Linked DNA regions of Homo sapiens: region 2 is linked to region 1. A link is a loop called in an ENCODE intact Hi-C map of the cell type or tissue named here. Cell type or tissue: sigmoid colon. All regions are shown on one strand.

The links. Peaks named below come from ENCODE experiments on the same cell type or tissue, not always from the same donor. Only the 100,000 strongest peaks of a DNase experiment are listed, where the experiment ranks them.
Region 2: a loop joins it to region 1, with 2.6 times the contacts of the local background. A loop is called at or near these places in 13 of 110 quality-filtered maps.

Annotation. Positions count from the first base shown.
Region 1 is chr9:34,993,472-34,995,971 of GRCh38, forward strand. The region is part of intron 3 of DNAJB5 (DnaJ heat shock protein family (Hsp40) member B5); the gene reads left to right. Among named protein-coding and RNA genes, the nearest start is that of DNAJB5, 5.0 kb to the left of the region's middle. RefSeq lists enhancers at 1-178, 1,109-2,038. In sigmoid colon, a CTCF peak has its summit at 1,133; DNase peaks (open chromatin) are centred at 240, 570 and 1,986; H3K4me3 peaks cover 1,165 bases; H3K27ac peaks cover 1,215 bases.
Region 2 is chr9:35,480,095-35,482,594 of GRCh38, forward strand. It overlaps the pseudogene ATP8B5P. Among named protein-coding and RNA genes, the nearest start is that of RUSC2, 8.8 kb to the right of the region's middle. RefSeq lists a silencer at 1,835-2,069. In sigmoid colon, a CTCF peak has its summit at 1,462; a DNase peak (open chromatin) is centred at 1,477.

The DNA of each region.
Region 1 (2,500 bases):
CCGGACCCCTCCGCTTGGTAGGGGTCCCAGGTGCACCAGTTTGTGTAGCGGGGAACTGGAGGCTGTGGAGGGGGTGAGGGCAGCAAGGGTTTCCAGCACTGTCACCCAGAGAAGAGAGAAGCCCACCCACTACCCAGCTCAGCTCACCCTAGTTCTCCCCGCCTCTCTCTGCCCCCTCCCTCCTCGGGTTCAGGCCTTAGAGAGGTCTGAAGCAAGAGCCAGAGGCCTTCCCCGCCCTTCTTTCCTTCCCAGCCTTATTAGTCCTGCCTGAAGTCTCCGCTGCTTCATTGGCTGATGAGGAAGGTTGGGGAGAGGGAGTGTGTGGCTCTCTGAGGACAGAGCATTTACATTCATCAGCATAAAAGTCTGGCCCTTAAGCAGCCTGGGAATTAACTACCAGAGCTCTGAGCAGAAATGGTTTTCCCCTTCTCTCCCCCGGCCCTGCCTGCTTCTGGCCAGCAGAACAGAGGTGGAGCTTTGCCTCCCAGAGGAAGTGGCAGGGATCCAAGGGTGGACGGGGAACTGCTGCTGGCATCTTCCCCCTTCCCTGGGGTAGCTGGTGGCCATGGGGTGGGAGGCAGGAAAGGCCCAAATAAAGCCTCTGAGAGGGAGGCCCCTCCCAGCACATCCCACGGCCATGATGTAGCTGCTAATTCTGGGCCTGCCCCTCAGGGCTGCCTGCCACCCGCCAGCCACAGGCACCTGTCAGGCTATATTAAGAGACATTGTCACGCTGAGGACTCTCCTTCCTGGGAAGAACTGTCCTTCCTCCCCAACAGAATCCACCTTTCTTTCACATTCTCCTCCTCTTCACCCTCCCCTTTCTATCCTCAAAACTAAATGGGCTAATCATATGTAGATAAGAAGGTTATTTTCTTCCCCTCCTCCTGGCCTTGTGTTCCATGCCCCTCTGTGAACCCTCATCCTCCCAACTCCCTTTTCCTATTCTCCATGCTGCCGGTTCCTTCCATTCTTCCTGCCTACCTCCTAGACGTGCCAACTCCCAGATTCACCAGATACCGGCTGGAACCCCCAGTATTCTTTCAGCTAAGACATTTTTCTCTCTGGCATGGAGGGATGGGAGGGATAGGAGTGGAAAAGAGGGAAGCAGTGCAGACACCATGCCACCATGTGACCTGTCTTGGAATTGCACCCATTCCTCCATTCAGCCTCACCTTTGTTTAGAAAGAAGGCAGGAGCTGGGAGAGCTCCCTTGAGATACTTCACCCCTTCTGCCTAAGTGAAGGGGTCCAGACACCAGGTTCTGATGCAGAACCCCATCCCAGGAAGGCCCCTGAGGATGCGGCATGGCCTTAAGGGGACCTCCATGGCCTGGGGAGGGAGAAGCAGCTTAGAAATGTTGGTTATATTTCTGTCCACCCTGCCCAATCCCCAGCAGCCATTTATTATAGAGCAGTTATACACACAGACTCTGTGTGCAGCTCCAGCTAGGGACAAGTTGCTCCCAGCTTGAAAAGGGGGTGGTAGTGGAAGAATAGAAATCCCTATAGAGAGAATTACCCCTTCCCATCATCATCAGTCCAGCCTCCCTCCCTCTCTCACTGAGCTCTGCCAGGCTGCTTGAACTCGCTTGATAATCAGCCCCTCGATAGAAGGAAAGGAGAGATCCTAGGTCTTGGGGGAGGGGTGAAGAGGCAGCTGCCACAAGTCCCTGAACCGTCTGCCACTTGGCCTCTCTAGTGAAACTCAAATCTGCCCTTGTGGTCCCAGGAAATAAGAGGCTAATTTAGGCTCAGATCTCCATGATCAGTTGAAATTCTAGATAAATGGCCTCAAAGAGAAGGGTCTCTTTCCTAGCCTGGACCCCACCCATAGTCTCTGTATTCCGGAGCAGTTCTCAGTGTGAACCGTCTCCCCACATCCCCCACTACTGCCAGCACCCCCTCCTGTGCATGAAGGCTGCCTCCAGGAATCTGAGCCCCTTAGACAGGACCTGACAGAGAGAGCAGCTAAGGTCACCACTGCCATGTGCCAGCCCATTCATGCATTTTGGTTGCTCAACATTAGGTGTGGGGTATGGCGTTTGCTGTTGTATAACTCCAGGGAGCTCCATTCCCATTGTAGTCTATGTCTGTACAATGTGTGAATGACACTCCCTAAAGTTGTGTAACACCGAGCAGAGTGTGGGAACAAAGCATTTAAAAACTTTTTCTAGAAAAATAGCTCTTCATCTCCAAGCTAATGAGCTTTCCCACTTTTTAAGGCTTCCTGATTTCCCGTTTGAGCAGGGGCCAGGGAAAGAGGAAACACTGCTAGAAGCAGAGTGAAAGTGGTCTTCCTCCCGGGTTGGATCCCTAGCCTATTTGCGACTGTTCACTTACCAGCCCCCTCTGTGGTCACATCCTGTCTGATGGCCCCTTGTCCTATATGTCTTTGGAGATAAGCAAAGATTTGGGAACCAAGTATCACTTGTAATGTGACACCAGGCTAGTCATTCAAGGCTTTTTGAGACATCTTTGGACCATGAGTATGTGGAAAA
Region 2 (2,500 bases), 490 kb after region 1:
CCAGCACAACCTCTATTTCAACAAGAAAGAATTTGTGAAGTGTTTAATGCATGGGATCTACAGTTCCTTCGTGTTGTTCTTTGTCCCCATGGGGGCTCTTTACAATGCAGAACGAAATGATGGGAAGGACATCTCCGACTACCAGTCCTTCTCCCTGGTGGTGCAGACCTCCTTGATCTGGGTGGTCGCAATGCAGGTGTGGCCAGTGGTGGTGGGGGTAAGGGGATTGGGTGGGGGCCTCTCTGAAAGAGTGGGAGGAATAGAGGGTGAGAGTGTGGGAAGGGAGCAACCTTCATTACATAATTGGAGGGGGGAGGTAGCTGACAGGTCCCAGGTTACAGGTCCCATAAGAGGGTACTTTTCAGATCGCCCTGAGGACAACCTACTGGACAATGATAAACCATGTTGTCATCTGGGGTAGCCTGGGTTTCTACTTTTGGGTGTCATTCCTCCTGTACAGCGATGGCTTGTGTCTAGTATTCCCTGACGTCTTCCAATTCCTAGGTAAGGCCCTGCCCAGTGGGCGGAGGGTGGGGAACCAGGTATATTTATTTAATAAATGTTTACCGAGAAGCCATTACTATGTGCTAGGCTAGAGATATAAATAAGACATGGTCTCTGCCCTAAAAGGGCTCAAAATGTAGCTAGGGAAATAAGTTACCTTATTTGAGTTTCCAAGGTATTTTCAAATGTCTTACGAGATTTGCTATTTATCAGCATCCTAAGAGGTAGGCAGTGCAACAATTTTTAGAGCCATTTTAGACACCGGAGGGTTTTTTTTTAATTAAAGGACTTAAATCTAGGTTTCCTGGTTCCAGTTCAATGTCCTTTATGCTGTGGCATATCGCCTTGTTGTCTCCCATAATTTTTCCCTCTCTCTCATCTCCACTTTGCTGAAGACAAAATATAGAGAGTAGATATGTAGATGTAGTTGGCTCCCATCTTTTTGTTTTTATTTTTAATTTTTTGAGACTCTGTTGCTCTACCTCTGTCGCCTTGGCTGGAGTGCAGTGGTGCAATCTTGGCTCACTGCAACCTCTGCCTCCTGGGTTTAAGCGATTCTCGTGCCTCAGCCTCCCCACTAGCTGGGACTACAGTTGTGCACCACCATGCACTGCTCATTTTTTTGTATTTTTGGTAGAGACGTGTTTTTGCCATGTTGGCCAGGGTGGCCTCAAACTCCCGGCCTCAAGCAATCTGCCGGCCTGGGGCTCCCAAAGTGCTGGGATTACAAGCGTGAGCCACCGCACCTGGCTGTCTCTCACCTTTTGTCAGGCCACTAACTTATTTTTCTCCTTCAAATCTTTTTTTTTCTTTTTTTAATTTTTTTTTTTTACCTTTTTTATTTTTATTTTTTTGTTTTTTCCTCCTCCAAAGCTTTCTTTCCCATTTTTGGATGCAAGCCAGTGCTCTAGGATTCCCTCATAACTTACCCCTGCTCTCCTATCCTGCCCTACCCTGCCCTGCCTTTAGAGGGAGAGAGAGGCACATGGATTCACAGTGACTTTGGCTGCACAAAGGACCCAACTACAATTCTTTTGTATTTATATTATTTCTCAGGAGCCTAAACTAACTACAAGTCAGTAACTTCCTTCTTTGGACTAGAGAGGTGTCTACGTTCTGGCTGGTAACTCCTACCCCTGGTCCTACCCCGGTCCTCCAGGCTCTGTTTCAGCCTTTCCCCTCCTGGCTCACTGTTTACAGGTGTGGTCAGGAATTCTCTGAACCAGCCGCAAATGCTGCTGAGCATTATCCTCAGTGTGGTCCTCTGTATGTTGCCTGTGATTGGGCACCAATTTCTTAAACCACTATTCTGGCCTATCAGCATGGACAAAGTAAGTGCAACAGAAAATCTACGCAGATATAATTCATGACCTTCTTTTGCTTTTGCCTCTGTGGATGAAAACCCTATCCCCCATGCTCTGGCTATAGGTTTTTGACAGAATTCAAGAGTGCAGGAGACTTCCACAGCAGTCCCCAGTCTGGACCAAACTGAAACACTCAAGCACTCGACGTTCTGCCTATGCATTCTCCCATAAACAAGGCTTTGGGGCCCTCATCACTTCTGGCAAGATAGTGAAGCCCAGGATGTCCAAGAGAAACACCCTTTTTTTGAAAAAGATAGAGGCCCTAGGGAAATTCCAAAGGAGGCAGTCAGTGCTCTTCCTCCCTCGTACTCATGCAACTTAGGAAGAATTAGAGTCCCTGGGAAACCAGCATAAACCTGCTCCTTCATTCTCACTAGGGACTAAGCCTCTTAATTGTCCAGAAGGCTATTCCCAGAAAGGCAAGGAGGGGTAAGGAAAGAGCCCCCAGATATCTGCCAGAGTTGCAGCATTTCAAGAAAAAGAAAAAAAAAGCAACCTCAGGCCTGCCTCCCACCATCTCTTGCAAGTTTTAATCCAGACAAGCATATGTAGAGGTAGGGGGTGACAAGAGACAGTATGGGGAAGGGAAAAGAAGATGGAACCTAAGAATTTTACTTTGGGCCCTATCTCCT